Linked DNA regions of Homo sapiens: region 2 is linked to region 1. A link is a loop called in an ENCODE intact Hi-C map of the cell type or tissue named here. Cell type or tissue: MCF 10A. All regions are shown on one strand. Links, peaks and the distances in the headings refer to the core of each region. The heading gives the core; the rest is flanking DNA.

Region 1 (12,589 bases), core at 2,890-10,889:
GCAGCAGTTACCAGCAATTGGCAAGCTATTACCCAAATCTCCTGCCAAGTGAAAGCTAGGACTTTTAGAATTACCTTGTTCCTTTCACCTGGTTGCCACATTTATCTTTTTTTTTTTTTTTTAAAAGAGAGTGTTTTGTGTGCAAGTGTACTTCTTTATAGGCTTCATGCTAAAATGTCCCTGGCATGGGTATATTTGGGTCTTTAAAGTGCTTAGCAAAAGGAGTGCCCTTCCATATTGAAATGCAAATCTTTCCTTGGGTATTAAATTTGATTTGGAAGCCCTCTTCTTCTTGATTTATTGATATCACCTTGAAATCACACCATCCTCAGTCTTTAAGCATCGCCCAGTCCCCGTATTCTGAACTATCTGGCCAAGATGAGGCTGAGTCTCAGACAGAGTGTTGATACCTGTCCACCCATTATTCTTCACAGCCCTGATCTGATCCCTGTGAGGCAGGGCTGAGCTCCAAAGGTTAGTTAGAGACCAATTGGAGGTGAGCAAATACCTCAATTACAGCAGGTATCTGGATCCTGTCTGAATTTCACCTTCTGAAAGAACCTGTAGTAGAAATACAAGGTTCAAACTTGCATTCTCTAGGGCTTTCTAAATCTCTCTACTCTGGGAAAACTATTCTGTAAATGTCTATCCATCTTGGTTGCATTTAAAATATGGGGCCTCATTCTCCTCTGCCTTCCATCTGATTGCAACTTGGGCCTAGGTGATCTTGGTCCCATGTTTTTTTTGTTTTGTGTGTGTGTGTGTGTGTGTGTGTGTGTGTTTTCTCATCAATAAACTTTTCTTCAAGCCTTCTGCTGAAATTTGGATTAACTCAATTTTCATAGACCCTGCAGTTCAACCTTCTGTATTTTACAATGACTCCTGCTATTGTAGAAATAGAAGACAAGTGAGGAATCTTTCCTTTTACAATTCTGTATTATCTTAAAACATTCAAAGAAACCATTTCTTACTGAAACAGCTGTACTTGGTTATGTTATTAGAGGAGACACACTATGGACTTATTTTGACAGTGAAATATATTTAGACTAAAATTTTAAATTACTCATCTAGCTAAGGTGTGTTGCTATTCCATAATACTTCTCAAGTGTTTTGTGTTTCAACTTTCGGGTTTCTTTAAGAAAACAAAAACAAAAACAAAGAAAACTCCATCAAGTTAGAATAGAATGTGAGAAATTTGGTGTATAAGATAAATCTGTCTTTATGTTTCTCCAGGCAAATAATGTTTTATACTAGAGCAGGCTTCCTGCCTTTGGTATGCTCAGATAAATTAATTTGACTGTTTATGATGTTATTTAATTTTCAATAATTATTCAAGCATATATAACCACAGACATCTATGTAGTAGGCAGATGGATCAGCAATTGTGCATGTAATTAGAAATAATCCTTGAAATACAAAAGTAGATTTTAATATTCAGCATCTAAAAAATTGCTAACATTACAAATTGCCCATACCCCGTGGTTGCAGCCAGTGATGTAAAAATTTAAATACAAGAATTCAAATGAAAATTTCTGCCTTCTCAGCATCAAGCAGTTATTGAATAACAGTAGAAAATCATGGACAAGTCACTTAAAGAGACACATTCTTTCTCTCTTAAAATAAAGATTTGATGTGTTTTTAATGAATTACAATGTGAATAAATAAATTGTAAATAATTTAGATTGGAGTGCTCTTTGTAAAAGTCACATACTCACATGGAAAATATTAAATGGGAATTATATTAGTAAATACAAGCTCACTTTTCAAAATCTTATAGAGAAAGAAACAAAAAATATTCTATTTTTGGTTCTTAAAATGTATGCTAGAACTTATATTTACTATTGCCAATAAAATAGGGAATGTACTTTATTCATTTTCTGTTGAGAGAGAGGGAAAGATGAAAATGAGTTCATATGGTAAAATGAGTTATGATTTTTAGATTACTGAGTTCTGAATTCAAGTTCATGGTCTGCTATTTACAAGATAAATAACAAAGCCTTTAATCTTAAAGTCTCAGGATTTGTTGACATTTTTGCTGTAATGCCTACTGTTTATGTTTAGCACTATCTAACATGGTCCCTGACACTTTCATAATATCTTAAAAACTTACAGTAAAAAGAAAAAAAAAAAGAATTGTTAGCCAGGCATGATGGCACGTGCCTGTAATCCCAGCTACAGGGGAGTCTGAGGCAGGAGAATTGCTTGAACCCCAGAGGTGGAAGTTGCAGTGAGCCGAGATCGTGCCACTGCACTCCAGCCTGGGTGACAGAGTGAGACACGTTCAAACAAAAAAAAATAAAAGAAAAGAAAAAAGAATTGGAAATATGGAAGGAAATAGAGGAAATATGGAAGGAAATAGAGGAAGATAGAGACAGAAAGAAAAAAAAGAAATTGAGAGACAGAAAAACAAGAGCACTTTTCAGCTTCTTCTCATTCCTAAGCCAAAAAAACAAAACAGGTTTTTCAAGGAGTAATATCACCACCTTATGGCCTTTTACAATAATGCTGCGAAAAATTAATATTCCAGTTGTATTTTTGCAACTATAAACATCAATTCTTTACTCTTAGATCAAAGGTCACATCTTGTTCATATATAAGATATTTTCTATCTTTTCTTTTTGAAGTAATAATAAGCCCAATATCAGGTATCACAAATGTTTGCAGAGTTCCTGCTTAGTGCCAAAAGATGTATCTCACATCTCTACTTCATTAGATACAAAGATGAATAAGGCACAAGTATTAGCTTCAAAGAGCTTAGAGTTTGGAGGGCTGTTTCTTCCAGAAAGAAGGAATTCATGGCTAGTGTGTTCTGACATTGGGTTCTGTAGGTTACCGGGCATCTGTTCAACTTTAGAATGTGAGAAGGCTGGTAGTACACATTAAAACCAGATGTTTCTGTGCAAAACAATGAAGGAACCTGGGCCTTGGGCCCTTGGCCACACTGGGAGCAGACCTAAACTCTAGGGAGCATTGATGGGAAAATTGTAGACATAAATTCTAGAATCTCCGTCCCTTCCTTCCTTCCTTCCTTCCTTCCTTCCTTCCTTCCTTCCTTCCTTTTTCGTTGTTTCTTTCTTTCTCCCTTTCTCTCTCTCTTTCTCTCTTTCTTTCTCCTTCCTTCCTTCCTTCTTTCTTTTTTCTTTCTTTCTCTTTTTTTTGAGACAGAGTATCACTCTTGTTGCCCAGGCTGGAGTGCAGTGGTGCAATTTCGGCTCACTGCAAGCTCTGCCTACCAGGTTCAAGTGGTTCTCCTGCCTCAGCCTCCCAAGTAGCTGGAATTACAGGAGCCCACTTTTATGCCTGGATAATGTTTGTATCTTTAGTAGAGACGGGATTTCACCATGTTGGCCAGGCTGGTCTGGAACTCCTGACCTCAGGTGATCTGCCCACCTTAGACTCCCAAAGTGCTGGGATTACAGGTGTGAGCCACCGTGTCCAGCTCCCTGTTTCTTTGTTATTGTGAGATGCAGGGCAGGATAGGATTTGGTTCAGGGAAGAAAGAAAATGAATGGAGGAGGCCGGGCGCAGTGGCTCATGCCTGTAATCCCAGCACTGTGGGAGGCCGAGGCGGGCAGATCACAAAGTCAGGAGATCCACACCATCCTGGCTAACACGGTGAAACCCTGTCTCTACTAAAAATAGAAAAAATTAGCCAGGCGTGGTGGCAGGTGCCTGTAGTCACAGCTACTTGGGAGGCTAAGGCAGGAGAATGGCGTGAACCTGGGAGGCGGAGCTTGCAGTGAGCCGAGATTGCGCCACTGCACTCCAACCTGGGCGAAAGAGTGAGACTCCATCTCAAAAAAAAAAAAAAAAAAAAAAAAAAAAAAAAAAAAAGAATGGAGGAGTTGGCAGCATTAACTGTCTATTTCAAAGCCATTACTAGAGGGGATACTGTAGAAGTAGGGAGCAACCCCTGGCTTAGTGCATGAGATCAATGCTGGTAGCAGTTATAGCCTAACTCTAATACCAATTTTGATCTCACTTCTTCTAAACATAATGTAAAAGTCAGGAGTATATTCTCTGCCCCGCTTTTGTGCCAGGCCTTATATTGTCTATTGCCCATACATGCTGGTTACAGGCAAAGTCTCCTTTCCTTATGAAGAACCGTGTGCTATCTGTGTCATGGTGCGTTGTTGCCAGTCTCTTTGATGGCCATGTGCACTGCTGCGCTTGTCACTACAGAAGTGTGAAGCATCTTCTCTGCAGCTTCTGATCCTGCCGTGTCTGCTGCACTGAAGCTCATAATCTGCGAGAGAAGATGCCACTGGGGATTAAAGCGCCAGCAGCATCATTTTATTCATTTGTCTGACTGTGCTAATTTGCCAGTATCTTAGGAAGAAAATACTACTACAGAGCAATGGTTTTCAATCCTATGGTCATGACAAAAGCTTTGAGACCACACACACCCACTATACACACCAATCAACTCTTGTTTCAATTTTTTCCCATTATATCTAGGACTAGTTGGTGCTTTCAATTGAAAATTTGCAGGTACTGCAAACCCAGAGAAAAATGTTCTCTTCCTGGAATATGAGATAACTTGATGAGATGATGCTGCGATTCTGTGATTGTCACTACAATAATGTAATAGGGATTGTATTGCAGCATTAACGATTTCAATAGCTGAGTGGGAAATGAGAAAATATGTTTCCTTTGGTTACGGTTAGTAGTAATATTATGTAACTTTGCATTGGAAATAACTTAAACTGTGTGCCTTAAAATTAGTTTTAAATTGAAATGGGAAGCTGTGGTTATTTGAAGATGTTTTTCTTTTTTATTAAGCCAAGTGCCCTCTGGGATAACAGTTTGCGTACCTCTAACTCCTGGGCCAAATCTAGTTTTTCTTTAAGGCTTGTATTGGTTTGTTCATTCAGGTGTGTCTAGGCCACCTTCTGGTCATTTCCTTTTCAGCTAACACCCAGAGCCAAGCTCAGCAGAGAACTTGCTCTCTTATCACTGCCCCTTTGTGCCTTGTGTCTGAGCAGACAAGGAAAGCAGTGGCCTGTGTTGACTAATCCTGGCAGCTACTCTTCTTCCTCAAGACTGGGTCAGAGCCCTGCTCAGTCATTGGCAGAATCAGCAGGATTCACAGACTCATTCCAAGGCTTTTATGCAGTTCTGTGTTTTTAATGAAAAACACACAAACACACATAAAATTACCACACTCACCACAGACCTTACATTATGTCGTTCCTTTCTATAGCCTATTGGTTAAGAGTGTGATTTTGCATTTATATCCCAGCTCTGCCACTAGTGGCTTGTGACCAGGCAAGGTAAGCATAAACCTTAACAGCCTCGGTCTGCTCGGTTTAAAAATAGGACTGATAATAGTACTGTTTATTGTGGATTACGGTGAGTGTTATATGAGGTCATGAAGGAAACAGTGCTTAATTCAGCACCTGGGACATAATAAGTGCTCAACAAATGTTGGCTATGATGATTGTTTTATGAGTTTGCTCATAGCCAACTCAGTTTACTGTAGAGGGCTGCACTTTTCTGGAAACCATATCAAGTAAAGGCTATTCTCCTGTTCTGCATAACCTGGAGGAAGAGGATTCAAGGTGACTTATATCCAGGCTCTTCTTTTAAATTTTTGCTATTCTTTTAGCTGTTATCTACCAGACTCCTGGATGTTTTCCCACCAGTCACGTGCCCTGTGCCTTGCTTGCCGTCATCCTCTCTGTCCTTGCCCTCACCATTTGTCTCAGTGCCTACAATGCCTCCATGGGTCATTTCCATCTAAGTCATTTCTATTCTTCAGCCCATTTCCTTGGCAAAGATGGTATGTTTTTATCAAGTCCTATTCCTGACACTGAATTCTCATAATCCTTTGGTTCTCTTTTTCTGTTTACATGCCTCCCTACCCATTGAAAAGCTGTGGTGATTTGTTAATTAATTCATGTGTTCATCTTCTGATATCAGAAATATCTGTGAGGCCCTACACTGAGCGCGGTACTCTCCAAGGTGCTGGAATACTACAAGGAACCTTTGTTTCATGAACATGCTTAAGTTTCCACACGCAATTTATCATGCTGTAACTCTGGGTCCCTGCAGTCCTTGGTTGTAACTGCTCTTTTTAGGCTGCCAAGCCCACCACAGGAGAGAAAAAGGTCACAGAATTGCTAATCAGCTCCATTACATATTATTCCTCGAAAATGCTCCATGATTGCCCAATTACAACACTCATAACACCCTAAAATGTAACGTACCATTTACGTATCTGTCTCCCAGCTCTGCCCTGAGCTCCTGACACTGCCTCATTTGTTTATGCCCCTGATCTAAACCTGGCTTAGAGTAGGGATTCAATGAATATTTGTTGAATTCATATCAACTCATTCATATCTTGTTTTCAGCTTTGTAACTGGTCTCTAACTTCTGCTTGGCAAACCCATTTTTCATAGTTTTCATCTTTCTTTCGCTATCTATTGCATTCTTCCCTGTTTCTACTTGAAACTTTTCTACTTTCCTGTACAGCCCCTCCTCCATCTTCACCTTCTGCAGAATAACTTGGTTCGGATTTTATGGAGGATGTTGACTCCATCTGACGTAAGTTTCCTGGCCTTACCATTATGCTGCTTATTACCTTCACGGTACCTCACTACCACCCTGTTATAGGAGCCAGAGAAGTGACCTCAGGTCTTTCCGTCTCCCAGGATTCCCCTGCACCTGTGACTCCCACTGTGCCCGGGCTGATGACTTGTAATAAAGCAAAGACTTAAAGAGAGTTTGTTGAATCCCTTTCCAAGGAGCTGTTCAGATTACTTACCTTAGACTGACAAGATTTCGTGGTGCAGTGGCTCCATACATTGTATCGCCATGTCCCCACTGCTGTGACCAACTCTCAAGCCAGAAGTCAGCCAGATTTCTCTCCAGTTGAACCCCAGGCCACTGATCTCCTTAGCTCTGACCTTCCCAAGATGAGGTTGGTCCATTCTTGATAAATTCTGTATCAGATTCTGTGCCCCACCTGAATCCAGCCATGCTGCAGGTATAGACTGCAGCTCTCTGCCCCAGTCAGACTGTAGGATGCCTTTAAATTCCTGAGCATTAGTGGAGGTGATAAAACTTGCACTTTTGTCCTGATGTGGAAGGGAGGAAAATGAAATCCTGTGATGTCTTAAAATGTCCTGAAATCTTGGCCTATGATATACTAGGAACCTAGAAATGTTCTGAATTTAATAAGGAAAATAAAAGAGCCAATCCTCTATTCCTGAGGGCTAACTTATTTGGAGTGAAGATTCACCAGGATTGCCTTTGACAAAATGTGAGCCTGAAGGCTCTTGCCACATATTATATGAGCCTTATTTTGGAGTGGCTTCTTTTATTTGGCCAGGCTAGATATCTCCTGTTATCACATTCAGGCATTTGCTGCTGCCCCCTGGTTTGTGAGACATGCTTAGAGATATGAATCAGCCTATAAAGCGCATCTTTCTTTAGGAAAGTCCTGGGCTTGCCAGGCATGCAAAAGACTGTGATCCCCAGGAGAGCAGAGGGTACTTTCTGTCCTCACAGAGGCACTTAGTTGTCAGGATGCTTATTCCAGGAAGCTTAATTACAAACCACTGATAGGAATTTATTTTAGTAACTATAGAAAATGTTTATTTAGGTAAGAGGGAATTTTCCATTCCTGAAGATAAGCTCTTGCTTAAACTAGCATTCAATTACTTTTCAAGTGGTCTCAGAAGCCAAAGTGTGAGTGTGGTATGTGATAGATTCATATGTGCACGTGTTGTGTTTATGTGTGTGTGTGTGTGTGTGTATGCACGTGTGTGTTTAAGCTGCTGAGTACTTAAAACCTGCTTTAGTATTGTGATGGTTATTTCTAGTAGGAAATAAGGCTGTCCAATTTATCTCTGGCACTGAGCAAGCCCTATTTGTCTCTGGCATGAAGCAGGCTTAGCTCATCTGGTGCTGTCTCTGGTTATCATACTACTCAGCAGGGGTAATTTGTTTTGTTTTATTTCTGTCCCGAAAGGTAATTAATAATACAAGGACAAAATTGTTTGTGTAGTGTTTTTATATTTTTGATTACCCAAAGAAGTATTTTTCAGGAGCCTTTCCAAATAGCTGCTTTGCACCTGGCTGGAAAACTGTACTCCTCGGCGACAAAGAGCTAACTTTTGGAACCCTTCCAGGGGTCCAATTCTTTACCTTCATTCACCTCTGAGCCCCATTCAATGTGGGTCAAGGAGGATTTTTAGAGGGTATTAATATCAGTGAAAAGTCTTTGGTGCATAGTAACACTGAGCCAGAATGATTTTCTGGCTTCTGGCAGTGATTTAAAGAAATCCTTTGGAACGCTGTTACATGCTAGGTGTCCTGCTAAGTTCCTTCTATACATCTTACTTAATTGTCACAACAACCAATAAGGTTGCTATTACTATTCTCCATTTAAGAGGTGAGGAAATTGAGATTTATGATAATATAGTATTTAAAACATGCTTTTTGTTATTTGTGTGTGCATGTATTTTTTTGGTAACAGTTTAATTAGATGTCATTCACATACCATACAATTCACCTATTCAGATTGTTCAGTTCAATGGTTTTTAGATATATTCAGTTGTGCAACCTTCACCACAATGTATTTTAGAACACTTATATCACCTCAAAAAGAACCTTATACCCTTTAGCTCTCTTATGCCCTGAGCCCCAAGCAACAACTAACCTACTTTCTCTTTATATATATTTCTTATGCTGGGTGATTGTTTACTTATTTTCCTTTTTTTTTTTTTTTTTTTGAAACAGGGTCTTGCTCTGTTGCCCAGGCTGGAATGCAGTGGCATGATCATAGCTCACTGCAATCTCGAACTCCTGGATTCAAGGGATACCCCTGCCTCAGCCTCTTGAGTAGCTGGGACTATAGGCATGCACCGCCATGCCCAGCTACTTTTTTAAATAGTTGAGAGTCTCACTATGTTGCCCAAGCTGGTCTTGATCTCCTGGTCCCAAATGATCCTCTTCCTCTGCCTCCCAAGCACTGGAATTACAGGCATGAGCCACTGTGCCCAGCCCTTATGCTGGACATTTCATATGAATTTCATGTAAGTGGAATCACGTAACATATAGTCTTTTGTGACTGGTTTCTTTCACTTAGCATAATGTTTTTAAGGATCATTTGTGTTGTGTGTATCAGTATTTCATTTCTTTTTATGGCTGAATGTTGTATGCATACATCACCTTTTGTTTATCCATTCATCAGCTGATGGACGTTTGGATTGTTTCTGTCTTTTGACTATTAGAAACAAGGATATGAATATATATAAGTTTTGTATAGATATATATTTTCACTTTTCTTACAAATATATCAAGGAACAGAATTGTTGGAGCATATGGTTACTACTCCGTGTTTAATTTTTTGAGGAACCTCCCTACTGGTTTCCAAAGTGGCTGCACCATTATACATCCCACTATCAGTCTATGAGCATTTCAGTTTTTCCACACACTCCTTAAAACTCATCTGACTTTTTGTTTTTAGCCATCATACTGGATGTTAAGTGGTATCTTATTGTGATTTCGATTTACATTTGCCTAATGGCCAATGATGTTGAACATTTCATGTTCTTCTTAGGTCATTGGTATGTCTTCTTTGGAGAAATGTCTGTTTAAGTACTTCAAAATTGAGCTATTTTTCTTCTTATTAGTGAGTTGTAATAGTTATTTATATGTACTAGATAGAAGACCCGTGTCAGATATATGATTTACAAATATTTGGCTTGTCTTTTACTTTCTTGATAGGGGCATTTGAAGAACAATGGGTTTTCATTTTAATTTTAATAAAGTCTAGGTTTTTTTTTTATTTGTATTGCTTGTGATTTTGCTTTTGCGTCTAACAGCCCATTGCCAAATCCAAGGTCACAAAAATTTACCCCTGTGTTTTCCTTCTTACTTTTGTTGTTCTAAGATATATTTTTCTTTATATGGGCATATTCTCTGGTTGTAGAATCTTGGAATTTGATCACATGGCTATTTAAAACAATAAAAAGAAAAAGACTCTGTTTATGCTGTGTATGATCACAAAAACTTGTGTCATTCAGTTTTAGTGTTGGGCTTTCTAAATACCTCATTCTGCTCATCAGACATCATTTTTGTTCACTGTAGGTGCTGGCAGATCTCTGGTTGGAACTTTGTTGTTATTCATTGGTCAGTTTATGAATGAGTCAGATATTTCAGCTTCTGTGTTTTATCTGATCCTATACTTCTTTTCTGTTATTCCATTGTTCCCTCTAATTGGCCTTATAAAAGTATTTCTGCAGAAATACCAGAGTATTTACTGCAAAAACTTTTCATACTTTAAAAATGCCAAAAGAAGCTTTTAGAAAAGGAAGAATACCTGTCAATGTGGTACTCTCTTATATTAACAACTTTTTTGACAGAATGTTTAAAAAGTGATTTAAGGCTGGGTAGGCAGCACTTATCTGTGGGAAAGAAAATTTTCAGTTACTTAATAGCCTGTCTGAGGCACTTGCAAGGAAAATTCTCCAAATTTCAGACATTTTTGTCACCACAGTACCCTAGTGAATATAGCATGGCTGATACTTTTACAGCTATTCCTTCAGTATTGACAGTCTCTCAGATCCTTCTACTTCGTGTGTGTGTGTGTGTGTGTGTGTGTGTGTGTGTGTGTGTTTACCCAAAATGCTTCCATTATGATGCTTACCTACCTTATGTATTAATAATGTTCTGAGAGCTGTTTGAAGGAAAGTGTGACATTTATACAAAGAAAAGTCAATTATTTGTTTAATATTCATAAAATTTCCATAAAAGTCTAAGCATTTGAAAATACTTGAGAGTACTGAAATATATTTCTTTACATATAGGACTTTGTTCCCATAAAAAATCTTGTCTTTCGTACTTCTTGTGACTTCCTTCTTTCGTTTTCTCAGAGGGAGTATTGGTTTGTTTCAAACTGGCATCAACATTTTGATTCTTTTATTATCTATTTATTTATTTATCATTTATTTATTTATTTATTTATTTTTGAGACGGAGTCTCGCTCTGTCCCCCAGGCTGGAGTGCAGTGGCACAATCTTGGCTCACTGCAGCCTCCACCTCCAGGGTTCAAGCAATTCTCCTGCCTCAGCCTCCCAAGTATCTGGGATTGCAGGCGTGCACCACCACACCCAGCTAATTTTTGTATTTTTAGTAGAGACAGGGTTTCATCATGTTGGCCACGCTGATCTCGAACACCTGGCCTCAAGTGATCCACCCATCTCAGCCTCCCAAAGTGCTGGGATTACAGGCGTGAACCACCATGCCTGGCCTACCATTTGGATAATTTTAAACAATAAATAAGAACGTCTCCTGCTCATGAAGTAGGAGTATTTGTGTCTACATTTATTCATTAAAGTGGGTAATTAAATTCCCTGCCTAGGGTCATTGTTACTTTCTACCTCTTTGCTGTTTTCTGGATGGTTTCACCTCCCCACAGGCAGTATTCACTAATCCCTTTCCTGACTTTCCTTAACTCTGATTATCACTTTTAAGCCCTTCAGTAACAAACATTCAGTTTTTACATATATGAATCAGTACTTGGGTGTTTATATTCATATGCAATTTATATTTATATTCATATACAATACCTCCTATTTGTATCATATACAATACTTCCTACCATATAGAATGGGAAATTCCTTATGGAAGCTATCCTATCTTCTCTCTCTCTTTCTCTACATTCTGTTTCTCACGTATTTTCCCTTGCATATAGAAGGCCAAGATAAATACGTACGGATTTTATTTCATGTTCTCCCAGTTACTCTGATGTAAATTTCTTAACCTTGCTGAGCCTCAGTCTTCTTACCTGTAAAGTGGATATACTATCTCACAATGTGTATAGGTCAGGGTTCTCCAGAGAAACAGAATGAATAGTATATATATGAGGAGATTTATTATGGGAATTGGCTCACACAATGATGGAGGATAAGAAGTCCCATGATATGCTATCTGCAAGCTGGAAAACCAGGAAAGCTGATGGTGCAATTCAGTTAGAGTCAGAAGGCCTAAGAACTAGAGGGTGAAGGGCAGGGGCATAAGGGACTCTGTTATAATTCCTGGAGTTTGAAGGCCCAAGAACCATAAACTCTGATGTCTAAGGATAGGAGAAGATGTTGATGTTTCAGTTAAAGAAAATAGAGTGAGAGAAAATTTGCCTGGATTTTTCTTATATCTGGCCCTCAACAGATTGGATGCTGTCCACTCACACAGGTGAGGGTGGATTATTATTCAGTCTACTAATTAAAACGCTAATCTCTTCTAGAAACACCCTCACAGACACACCTAGAAATAATGTTTTTACCAGCTATCTGGGCACCCTTTAGCCCACTCAAGTTGATGCATAAAATTAACCATCATATAGTGCTATAGTACATATGAATTGAAAAAAATTTTTTGAACAGCTTTGAATTTGGGGCCAAATTTAGAAAGAGCTGGAGAATGTGGCTTCTGCCTGTTATTTCTTTGTTACGTTGTACCCATGGATTCTCCTCTTCCAAGTCCAGTATCATCTTTTGAGTAATTGCTCAGAAAATATTTTCTAATTGGCTTCTGGGTAGCTACTTCATTATCTGAACATAAAAATAATTCTCTGTGCATA
Region 2 (12,589 bases), core at 1,555-9,554, 330 kb after region 1:
GGGCAAAGGCTGGAATTCCTTCCATTTCCCTGTGCCTTTGCCAATCTGGGGTTCATTTGAGTTGACAAATATCCTTTTACCTGCTCTCCCCTCATTCCCTCTCTGGGTGGGATTTCAGTACTTGGCTAAGGAGAAGGGGCACACGAGATAGGACAGTGACTCAGGAAAAGAGGTAGCATGGTATCAATAGTAAACCACTCCTGTCTGGAGGCATCTGCCTTGTGCAGTAATAGTGCCGGGGAGAAAACATCTTCCTCCCCATCTTGGGTTCTGCTCTTGAAATCTGTCCCTTGGGTGGGTCTTACAGTTCTCACTAGCATTCATGTATGTGGTTAATTAGGTGAATTTTTGTGGGCTAGCAGGAAATCCCAACTGTAACTTGGCATTTTTGTGGCAAGATGTTTCAAGCAATCAATTTGCTAACCACCTTTGGAATTTGGGCCCTTCCTATTATACGGTTCAACAAAGAATTAGGAGGACATGTTATAGCTGAGTCCAAGCACTCAGCCCTAGCAGTGGCATCCATGGCTCATGAGGTCCTCTGTTTCCCCAGGCTATCAGTGTACCTGTCTCTCACAGTTTACGGGGAGAAACTGTGAATCTGAGATTACAGCCTGCTTCCCAAACCCCTGCCGGAATGGAGGATCCTGCGATCCAATAGGAAACACTTTCATCTGCAATTGTAAAGCTGGGCTCACTGGAGTCACGTAAGTGAGATTACATAAGTGTCTTTCTCTACACTGTTCTTTATTGCTACAACAAACCAGTAAACAACTAATGAGGGTAAAATATTTACCACTAATAGTACAGGCAAAGGGTTAACATCTGCACGATACGTATAAGGAGTGCTTACAGGTGACTAAAATGTTAATAGGAATTATCTCTGGGTAGTAGGGTCATGAGTAATTCATATTTTCTACTTTATGTTTCCCTATACCTTCAAAATTGTGTATGATTACTATGTAGTCTGTAACTAGGGAGAAAAGAAAGTCATCTAGGCCACCTAATATTTCTATTATAATTCGGAGGCAGACATACTACCCATTTCCGCAGAATCCATTAACTGGACTCTACGGCCTATTGTTTTTTGATCATTCTGAGATACTGAAACTTACCTTCCCTTTGCAAACCTTTCTTTCATAAGAAAGAAACAAAATTAAATATTTGCCAAAAGGAAAGAGACCGTTTTAAATTCCTAGTAAAATGCCACTTTCAGCCATCCTTGATCGTTTTAGAAGTATATGTATGTAATCTCAAGCAAGTGATATTCTAATTACAGATCAGTCTTACTTATTCATTAGAGCAAATCTCCCGAGGACTTTACCAGGAAATACTTAACTGATTTTGAATCGTTGGATGTAATTTAAAGTAATAAAGCGGCATTTATTTTTAAATACTCTGTGATTCTGACTAATTTCCGGCTGTCCTCACCTCTATCTGTTCAAATTAGGTTTCGTTTGGCTACATTTTAAAAGGTAGATTACCAAAAATATAGGTGATTGGACCTTTTAAATATCAGAAAAATTGCTGAAATAGAGAAAAGTGAAAAAGAAGGTCTATGTTCTCAAATAATACTAAGCTAAGAAAGAATAAGACTGAAACACTTGCCTTATAATTATACTCAAAGTGAGTCATGGATTGCTTTAAAGAGAATAAAATTGATTTAATTATTTTTCATTAGAATGCTTTAGTCATTCTTCCTGAAAATCTACATGAGTATTAGCCTTTAACATAAGCACAGAATGTTGAAGACATGTAGCCCTTCACCCACCCACCTGCAGCCCCCAGCTTCCCAGAGGGACCAAAAATTACTGTAGCCATTAGAGGAAAATGTCAGAACCAAAGACTTTCCTCTGGGGAAAACCTATAACCGATATATAGATTCACAGCTCTTTGTCTGCAATTCTACAATCCCAAAAGCTCTGAGAACTTAAAGGGTTTGGAGTATGTTAGTGGCAAACTAATTTGGTGGCAAAACCTGTTCAAAACTGTTTTGAGGCTCTTTCTACTCTTTATTTCTCTCATTTAGTGTGAATATCCATATGTTTCACTGCAGAAACACTGGTATTTTTGATTATGGGATACTACGGCCAGCACCAATTTCTGTGAGGGGGAGGAGTATTTTACATAATGTGAAAGATATGTGCTGCATGTCCTTGCTAAAACTGCACAATTTTAAATTCTGAGATGCATCTGCTCCCGCGGATTTGGAGTCCAGTACCTTTTCAATAGCATCTGTTATTCTTTCTCTTTCTCCTCCTCTCCTCTCCCACCTCAGTCTCTTCCTTTCCCCCAACCCAGGTAGGAAAGGAAGACCTGGGAGAGATTGGGTTGGGAGGAACACCTTAAGGCAAGGTGATGACTTGGGGACCACAGTGGCCACAGAAATGCCTAAATTAACTCCCCCTCCCCCCCCCCACCAACCATCTTTGTCCTGCTTCATCTGTACCCTTTAGGTGCATCGTTTTCTTTTAAAGATGTCTGTGTTTTCTCGAGTTCCCGTATACCAACGTGTGTGCACTGGTCCTGACGGTGGGGAGGGGCTTCTGTGTCGCCGCAGGTGTGAGGAGGACATCAATGAGTGCGAACGAGAGGAGTGTGAGAACGGAGGCTCCTGCGTGAACGTGTTCGGCTCCTTCCTCTGCAACTGCACGCCGGGCTACGTGGGCCAGTACTGCGGGCTGCGCCCCGTGGTGGTACCCAATATCCAGGCTGGCCACTCCTACGTGGGGAAGGAGGAGCTCATCGGCATCGCCGTGGTCCTCTTCGTCATCTTCATCCTGGTGGTTCTCTTCATAGTCTTCCGCAAGAAGGTCTTCCGCAAGAACTACTCCCGCAACAACATCACGCTAGTGCAGGACCCGGCCACCGCCGCCCTGCTTAACAAGAGCAATGGCATCCCGTTCCGGAACCTGCGCGGCAGTGGGGACGGCCGCAACGTCTACCAGGAGGTGGGGCCCCCGCAGGTCCCCGTGCGCCCCATGGCCTACACACCCTGCTTCCAGAGTGACTCCAGGAGCAACCTGGATAAGATCGTGGACGGGCTGGGAGGCGAGCACCAGGAAATGACCACGTTTCACCCTGAGTCGCCCCGCATCCTGACAGCCCGGCGGGGCGTGGTCGTGTGCAGTGTGGCCCCCAACCTCCCCGCCGTGTCACCCTGCCGCTCCGACTGCGACTCCATCCGGAAGAATGGCTGGGACGCGGGAACTGAGAGTGAGTAGGAAGTGGTAATGCTCACCCCTCGGTGCTTACAGGGAACCTGCAGGGGCGCTGTGCGAGGACGCTACGGGAAGGGAGAGAGACCCCGCATGCAGAGCATTCGCTATGACATGTGCTGATGTCGAATGTGCACACCAGCTCTGGAAAATTGTCCTGGTTCTGGTTCCCATTTACAGATGGGAGAAATGAAGCTCAGAGAGGGTAACATCATGAGCCCAAGGTGAGGCAGCTAGTAAGAGGCAGTCAGTACCCCAACTCAAGTCTTCCAGGCTCCAAAACCCATCCTCTTCTCACAATAGCGGGCCACTGGTCAAAGTGCAAAAGAAAAGAAGAAAGTATACTAGTTATTGTGTATAAATTATAATAGTGTGTGTGTGTCTGGGCCTATGTACAAAGTGCAAAAAGCCACTTGAGTGATGTCCAGAAGTGTGCTCTGGAAGGCTGGAAGAAGAGAGTATTTCCAGTCTTAGAATGAAGACTTGAGAGAAGCAGAGGGACACTTCAATTGGACCATGATGAGTTAAAGAGTCTGGGGAAAGGAGGATATTCCACCGTAGGGGGACCCATGTGATCAGAAGAAAAGCAAGTCATTTCTTCTTGGCTGGAATGTAGAGACCATGAAACAAGAGGGGGATCCACAAGGCAGAAAGGTGGTCTGGGCCAGATGGAGGTGTTTGCCTCTTCACTTGGCCTCACACAGCAACATTCTAGGCACAGGGAAGAGCCACAGGTGCAAAAGTCCTGGGGTGGGAAGGAGCTTGGTGTGTAGAAGAACACAGAGGAGGTCGGTGCAGTTGGAGCTTGCTGAGCACCAGAGAACGGATACATTTTAACAGCAGCACTATTGCAGGTTTTTAAGTAAGTGACTGGCATGATAATTTACATTTTTTAAAGCTGGCTCTGGCTGATCCTAGGAGAAGAAATTGAACAGGCTTTCTTCCCAAAAAGGGAAGAAAGCAGAGGGCCAGTAAGGTACTCTCTGTGAACATCTCTGTGAGAGATTGTTTTCCCTGCTGTAGTGTCCATCACAAGGAGACTAAAGGAAGCTTTGCTGTAACCTATAACTTCATCAGGACAAATGGCTTTGTATCGCAGTAGCAGCTGTGTCCTAGGTAGCCTAGAAGGCTATGGTTATAGCACTGTGGCATATGCTGAGGGAGAAGGAGGAAACAGGAAGTTTTCAGATGGAGCTAGAGACCATGGGCAGCCAGGGAGATAAAGGTTTTCTTCATGGAGGAAGGGGATATTCCTACTGATATCTTTAAGCATGAGTAAGATTTCAGTAGGACACTTTGGAGATGCCCTCCCAGGAACAGGAAGCAGCTCAGTGTAGAGGACAAGTAAAGGGTTACCCGAGAGATGTCTGGCTCTGTTGTTCAGGTGAGAGGTCAAGGTTAGAAGTGAAAGTTTGAACAACATCTGCATGTAGGATGGTGGACTCTGTAGGAGGGTGAACTCACCAAGGGAACAAGAACAGAGAGGATGGTCAAACCAGGCCTCCAAAAGAACCCTGGAGATGACTACATGTGGGCTTTGGGCAGAAGGGGAGAAGCCAGGCAAGGAGACAAACACTTGCCAACAAAGAAAGAGGAGGGAAAAGGAGAGGACCCTTGTGCAGAAGCCAAGAGAATGTCAGTAAGGTCATCAGTGTTGAATGCTGTGAAACCGCCAAGGAGGACACAGGCTAAAATAGATGTATAGTGAGCCTGATGACGAGAGGAGTCAGCATCTCAAGAGCTTCTCAGTAGAGCCATCAAGGCAGAAGCCAGAATGCAAGGGTTGAGAACCAAGAGGTTTGATGAGAAAGTCAGGGCAGCAGGTGAATGTGAAGCACACTGCTGTGTGTTGCATCATCTCCTTAAACCATCATAGTGCCCCCATGTTGGTACCATTACCAGGCCATCATTCCACGGAGGAAAAAACTCCCTTCAATGGGTGAAATACGCACCTGAAGGCACCTAACTAGCAAAAGGAGAAGTTAGGATTAAAACCTGTGCTCTTACCAGCACTGTTCTTGGGAGCTTTGGCAGGAAGGAGGGTGAGCGGTATTAGAGGAAGAGGATTTCTTGGTGATAACAGAGGGCCAAGAATGAATTCTTTCTATTCTAGTGCTGCCCCAACTTGCTATCTGCTGATTGTCTTTCTGTAGACACATGTATTTTAAGCAGTTGCCCTTGAATTTCAGCCATAAATATACTCCCTCTCAAATTATCTGTTGAGTTAGACTCCACTATAATCTTGCCAATCCACTAGCTAATAGGCTCTTTTTTATTTAGCAATAAAAAAGGGGGGAGTTAATAAATGAAGGAGTGGAGAAAGGAGTTTTATGCTCAGCACTTCATTCACCAGAGTGGATTATTTGTCATTTCCTTCCTTGTGTTCAGGGCTAAGCTTGTGCACACCTTGTGGTTTTCTGAAGCTCATCGTCATATTTTCTGCAACATGGCTGTTAGGAGGTGAATGTCTCCCTGGCATATCTCTCCACTTACATCGGTCGTTTAGCCAACTCCTGTGGCCTCAGCCTCTGACAGCAGATGCAGAGCCACCATGCCTGTTCCTGACACCACCCTTTTTGGAAGAAACGTGATTTCTGTGGCCACGGAGAGGAACAAATGTTCCTTTAATCACAAGTCTGTATCTCTTTGTACCATTGCGTTACATGATGATTTGCAGCTCTTCCTGGTGATCACTGCCCTCACTCCTTGCTGATGTGACAGCTTTATTTCCAGAATTCACCTCAGGCCAAAACTCACATTTCCCCCCAAAGTATTGTTGGGTTGTATTGAATACATTTCCTTCTTTGTTAAGCAAGGCAGAGTTAGCTGGTGAGACAATTTCTGGGCTACTAATTCATTTTGCACTTGGCAACCTCAAGATATAGGCTGTTTTTATTGCTTCCTTTAGTCCATCAAATAAGAAAGTAGCCCTGGTGTGTGTGTGTGTGTGTGTGTGCACGCATGTGCATCTGTGTGTTTCTGACTGTCTTTGTACGGTAAAGAAGGAGGACATATGTGGTTAAGGGCATATCCACACCACTGCCAGCCCTCCTACCTGACACAGGGTGCAGAACATGGTCACTCCCAAAAATGATACAATGCTGCCCTCTAGGAGGCAAAGCTGAAAATTCCACTTACTGTCCAGAGATGGAAGTTAGGATAAATGTAAAGGCATTCTTGCCTATAAAATATTTATACCCCATTTTAAAAGTTATCTCATTTAACCTGGTGTTGACACCTCATCAGTTCATGTAAATGATGTAAATTAACTCTGAATGGCAAAGAGCAATGCAGCCACTTCATCCTCATTTCACTCTTCACTCAGTTGCTTCACTTCGAGGAAGAAACAGCCACTTTTGGCTGTCAGCTGTTTGGAAGCTCATTTACTATGGGCTAAGGGTTTCGAATCCATAATGTAAATCACTTGATTGACAGAACTTTGCCCCCAGTGGCACAGTCAATTTTCTACTGTGGAGCTAAATTATTTTCTCTAAGCAAATGAAAGTGCCTCGAGAAGTGAACTAGCTGAGAGGGGTGGGTGGGACTGGAAATAGGCACAAGGTAACCAGTGTAATTTCTGCTTTCTCTTTCACTGTCCATGAAGACAAAGGGGTTGATGACCCGGGAGAAGTGACCTGCTTTGCAGGTAGTAATAAAGGCAGCAACTCTGAAGTTCAGTCCCTCAGCTCCTTCCAGTCAGATTCTGGTGACGACAATGGTAAGAAGTCATCAGATTTGTTCGGAGCGGGTGGGTTCTGCTTCCTGTTCTGGAAGACCATGGTTGGGAGGAGGGTGGTGCAACTGGCTTTGTTTCTCAACCTGTTCATGGGCTTTTGAGCGTGTTCACCAGGTCCCTGGTTTACTCCATTGTTGGGTGTCATTGCCAAAGGAGCCCCCATTGAGCTGTAGCTGTGAGCAGGCCCAGAGATCTGTATCAGGGGTTGATGTAGTTACCCTGGGCCTCCAGTAGTGAGTCCTCTTTTATTTGGTTTGTGGTGGAACTACTTCATCCCAAATGATATTCTCTAGCAGACAGAGTAATTTCTTTCTTTTTTTATTTTACCAATGATCTCTTCCCTCTTCACTGTACATCCAACATCCCCGTCATTAGAAATTAGTTCAGAGACAAAAACCTTCTTATAGAACCAGTGGAATCTTCATTCAATTGAATCCCCCTTGTAATCATTTGGGTTATGGGCTGTTGGAGAATTTATTAAAAACTGTGAAGCAGCTCCTTAGAAAAATGCACATACACCCAAAATGTTGCATGCAATTTCTCGTGGTTCACAGACTTTGTTGACACTCCAAAGCTGCTACCTCTACCTCTTGTGAACTTATGCTTATGGAGAGGGTGCTAATGTTGGACTGGGTTTTCTGAGCTGAGGAACCAGCTTCGGAGGATGGGTTGTTCTCCCCAGGGCAGGGGAGGGAAGCAGGAACAGTCATAAAACAGTGAGTGTTTTCAACGTGCTGGGTAAACTAAGAATAATTTCAAACAGTCATCCACAGAGACAAGCAGCCTTACCTTAGGTCATTTTCCCATTTGTCAGCAACTAGCAACAAATGGATACTTATTAATTTATGTAATCATTCAATCTATAAATCCTTGCTGAATTTTTTGCATGTGCTGAGTCCTTTTCCCAGAGTACAAAATGAGAAAGGCATAGCCCTTGTCTTCAAGGCAAATACAGAAACAGGTGAGCTCCAAGACCATAGAAGCAATCATGGAAGTAAAAGAGCCTATTTTCATCACCACTTTCAAATGATGGCACTTCTGAGAAGTGCAGATGCCTTCAGTGTATCTATCTACTGGGACAACAAATCACCTAACAGTGGACTTTTTCTGACCATTATCGGAAGGTCAAAGACACACTCCCAGATCTGTCTGCCTTGATGTATCCTCTTTTCCTCCTCCCTAGCCAGAAGAAAAGCTGTGGCTAGTTTGCACTTTATATAGAAATACCTAAGAATATAGAGTCCAGAGTCCAGGCAGCAGCTCCAACAATGATGCCTGGTTAACTGTTCTCATGGGCTCTGCTGTGTGCACCCTGAGGATCACACTCTTGCCCTTTTAGGGTTAACCTTCCAAGTTGGTCCCAAATGAGGCAGGTGGTGTTAGGAACTTTCATCAAATTGGTTTTAAGCCTGATCACCTCTCCACAAGCCTTTGTACTGAGCATTAAGGCAACCCATATAGACCACAGATATCTCCTTCTCTATTCTAATTATTCGAGAGGCCAAATGCTGACTTCTGTCCACACTTTACTGGTGGGAGCTAGGCCTTGGGTCGTTCTGGGCTGTCAGTGGCATTATGTGACCGTGAAGCCATCAACCCTGCAAAGGTTATCCTCTATCACTGGCATTTGGTTCAGAGCAGCATGACTGACCAACAAATAATTATCCCCGGAAATAGTGAGGTCTTCCTCTGAGAGCCTTTGGGAGTTGTTAACGATAAATTAGCAAGAGCTTGATGAGCCACTGCCTTCCTAAATTGATTTTGCTGAGTCATGAGGGGTGACTTTATGACTCAGCAATCATGACCTATCCTGCCTTTCAGGAGGACTGGCATTGGATTTGCTGCCATTTATCTTCCATTCCACAAATCCCGGGACCCTCTAGATAAAGGTGTCCACTGATACACTTCCTAACAGATTGTGGGGAGGCTTTGGGTGTTTGCATGCCGCACCTTCATTGTTGCTGTTGTTGTTGTTGTTAAAATAAGGTGTGTTTAAAATATACAACTAACCTGAAGCTGTCCTTCCCCTACCTCCGACTTCTTTTCCTGACCACAAGCCTCCATAGTGACTGTCATTCAGCTTGTCAACAATGTAGTTGACACTATAGAGAATGAAGGTATTTACTTTTTTTCTTCCATAGCATTTCTTGAAATTTTGCTTCCTTGTTACTTTGGACTAGGAGTGATTTTAATGGATTGGCCACAGAGGGGGCAATAAACAGCTGGTTTCTGATGAGATGTGGGATATTTATGGATCTGTTTTAAAATTTTGAAAAAAAAAAAACCCAGTTCATAATTTGTAAAAAATATATAAGGTACCCTCTTTATAAAATCCCTTTCAAGAAAAGAGCACCCAATTAGTTGCAATCCAGATTAATACTAAATTTATCTTTATATTCAACATGTGTTCATTGAGCACCTATTATGAGCTGGGAATCCTTAAGAAATCATTCACAGCTGCAATATTATGGATACTTATTTCAACCACGTAACTTTTATTAGTAACTTAATAAAATTAGGGCCTGGCATAAATGTGATTTATCTGTTTTGTTTTGCTTTGTTTTTTCCCTAAATAACAATGGGAAGAAATAAAAAAGGCTAAACTTAGTCGTAGCCCACAGGCCTTTAGGAGTATGTTTTTAAAAGTCATCTCAAATGTTCTGTTTTATCCCTCTTCACATGGTTTGGACTGTCAGTTTTACTTTTCACTTTGTATTTAAACAGTGTCTGTCATGGACCAAGGACAGAACTACAACCGAGGTGACTGTGCCGCAACCCTAGCATAACTTTTTGTGTGTTTGTTTTGAATTGCTGAGTTCATTCTTACCCTGTTCCTGTGCCTCTGCCCTGATCTGAATTTTGCATGTCTCAGGTGTCTCGTGCGCTCAGTATTGGAGGTGAAAGCTCCACCAGCATTCCCCTCCTAGCCTCATCCTCTGTGCGTGTGTTTCACCCATTTGCCTGCACGCCTTCCTGCCTCCTGTGGTCCACAGCACAGCTGATGGACCTCTCTGCAAGCATGTTGCCAGTCTGGCTCTGCAATAGCATGTGTCTAGGAAGAGGGAGTGGGGACAGTACTCAGGGGTCCTGGAACTGTCTCCTCGGCGTGCCCTCGCTCTTCGTCTCATGGCATGGCTGAGTGTGAGGCTCTGCAGCAACCAGGCATCAACCTGTCAGAGTTGCCATCACCTTGTTGTCCGCAGGCCAAAGCATGGCTGGCCCCATAGACCCTTGTAATAAGCTTCTTAGGGTTTCTTGGATGCTAAAAATTGCATGTCAGGTCCCTTCCCTGCTCCTTTCCCAGCAAAGCACCAACTCCAGTCTAGAGGAAATTAACTGTCATGGTTTTTCTCTTGCAGCCTATCACTGGGACACCTCTGATTGGATGCCAGGGGCCCGCCTGTCGGACATAGAGGAAGTGCCCAACTATGAGAACCAGGATGGAGGGTCTGCACACCAGGGGAGCACACGGGAGCTGGAGAGCGATTACTACCTGGGTGGTTATGACATTGACAGTGAATACCCACCCCCTCATGAAGAGGAGTTCTTGAGTCAGGACCAGCTGCCTCCTCCTCTCCCGGAGGACTTCCCAGACCAATATGAGGCCCTGCCACCCTCCCAGCCTGTCTCCCTGGCCAGCACACTGAGCCCAGACTGCAGGAGAAGGCCCCAGTTTCATCCTAGCCAGTATCTCCCTCCTCACCCATTCCCCAACGAAACGGATTTGGTGGGCCCGCCTGCCAGCTGTGAATTTAGTACTTTTGCTGTGAGCATGAACCAGGGCACAGAGCCCACAGGCCCAGCAGACAGCGTGTCTCTGTCCTTGCACAATTCCAGAGGCACCTCATCCTCGGATGTGTCTGCCAACTGCGGCTTTGACGATTCCGAAGTAGCCATGAGTGACTACGAGAGCGTGGGAGAGCTCAGCCTCGCCAGCCTTCACATTCCCTTTGTGGAGACTCAGCATCAGACTCAAGTGTAGACATCACATCTTGGGTACTTCACCCTGTTTGTTACAGAAAAGTGGAAGCAGATTGGCTGGGCTTCTGTCCCAGTGGAGCATTGTCTGTGGAATGAGAAGGGAATACTGTATTTTTCCACTAGAAACTTCTTCACAAGTCATACTGTCCCAACAAGCAAGCTTGATTCCAGTTGGGTGAAAATGAAAGGCTCAGAAATTGTTTTTGAGAGGTGACTGGTAATCCTTGATGTAGGTACCTATGTTCACAGCTAAAAATGCAAAGAGGGAAAAATTATTTCACCCACTAAGTTATACAGCCAGTCTTGTATGGCTTTGTGCAGTATTGTGCCCTGGAAAGTGTTACAGCATCAGTCCTTGCAGTATTAAAAACTGGCAACAATCAAAGAGGCATTGTTGCATGTAATTTTGAGCCAATGAAATGAAAATAGTAGTAATGATTGTTGGAAAAGTTAGTCTCTTAGGCGAAAGAGAAGAGAAACAAATATTATTAAACAAACCAGAAAATGGGCTGAAGCCTTTTAAATCAACTCTATTTTTTTGATAAGCTGCCCAATTTTCAGCTATAAAATTAGGCTTGAATAACATGTTTAGTATGCTCAGTTATTTCTGTTTGTTTGTGTTAAGCATCCAATCTAATATAGTTGGGTTTTATGATCTTCAAGAAAGGTATCAATGAAGAGCAACATGAGGCTTTTTGGGTTCCATTTGGTGGGTGGGGGAGGAAGTTAAAGTTGTTTGAACATTAGAAAGAATGTGATTATCTGGTTGGTTTTGTGTTTTCTGGTAAATATTCCAGTTGGTAAATCTAACATTGCTACAGAAGTTGGCTTTGTTCATATAGCTTCTCTACAATTAGATATTTTTAGAAGTTTAAGCAAAACTCACAAATTCAGGGGGGAAAAAAGAAAAAACGATACCTTCAAAGTTTGCGGCCTAGATAATCACAATTCTTCATAATGCAGAGGAAAGGTGTCTGTTATTCTAAATCGGTAGCATCACCATTATAAATACAATTATGTTAAGAAAAGAGGAAAGTAGACTAGTTATTGTGTATAAATTATAATAGTGTGTGTGTGTCTGGGCCTATGTACAAATATGTGCTTGCACTCAGTAAGGCTGCTCTTGAGGAAAGCTAATGTGAAGGTTTTGGGAAATGGACCATGTTGAAAATTCTGCCGGCGAGCATGGCATACCTTTCAATTTCTCTGATCTCTATGGTGTTAGAGAAACATCAAATGCCATATTTTACTCTGGTTCAGTTAACTTTATTTTGGTACTGCCAATAAAGCAAAATTGTGCTTTTTTTTTTTTTTCTCAAGACAGAGTCTTGCTCTGTCACCCAGGCTAGAGTGCAATGGCATGATCTCAGCTCACTGCAATCTCCACCTCCTGGGTTCAAGCGATTCTCCTGCCTCAGCCTCCCAGGTTGCTGGGGTTACAGGTGTGTGCCACCACGCCTGGCTAATTTTTTGTATTTTTAGTAGAGATGGGGTTTCACCATGTTGGCCAGGCTGGTCTCAAACTCCTGACCTCGTAATCCACCTGCCGTGGCCTCCCAAAGTGCTGGGATTACAGGCATGAGCCACCGTGCCCAGCCCAAAACTGTGCTTTTTAAAAACAGTATTTTGTTATAATTTTCCAGAACTTACCTCT

Evidence for each region. Hi-C counts contacts between places; a loop is a spot of excess contacts. Peaks named below come from ENCODE experiments on the same cell type or tissue, not always from the same donor. Only the 100,000 strongest peaks of a DNase experiment are listed, where the experiment ranks them.
Region 2: a loop joins it to region 1, with 9 times the contacts of the local background. A loop is called at or near these places in 6 of 110 quality-filtered maps.

What each region holds. Positions count from the first base shown.
Region 1 is chr11:92,550,665-92,563,253 of GRCh38, forward strand. The region is part of intron 3 of FAT3 (FAT atypical cadherin 3); the gene reads left to right. Among named protein-coding and RNA genes, the nearest start is that of FAT3, 330 kb to the left of the region's middle. RefSeq lists enhancers at 1-76, 77-651. In MCF 10A, for the core only: no CTCF peak of the experiment used is centred there; a DNase peak (open chromatin) is centred at 5,967.
Region 2 is chr11:92,880,178-92,892,766 of GRCh38, forward strand. It overlaps FAT3 (FAT atypical cadherin 3), which reads left to right. Exons shown (of 28, transcript NM_001367949.2): 23 at 554-707; 24 at 2,561-3,216; 25 at 6,823-6,936; 26 at 9,012-9,071; 27 at 9,679-9,714; 28 at 10,314-12,589. The coding sequence ends at 10,936. Among named protein-coding and RNA genes, the nearest start is that of LINC02746, 29 kb to the right of the region's middle. RefSeq lists a silencer at 6,186-6,480 and an enhancer at 8,307-9,506. In MCF 10A, for the core only: a CTCF peak has its summit at 6,321; a DNase peak (open chromatin) is centred at 6,304.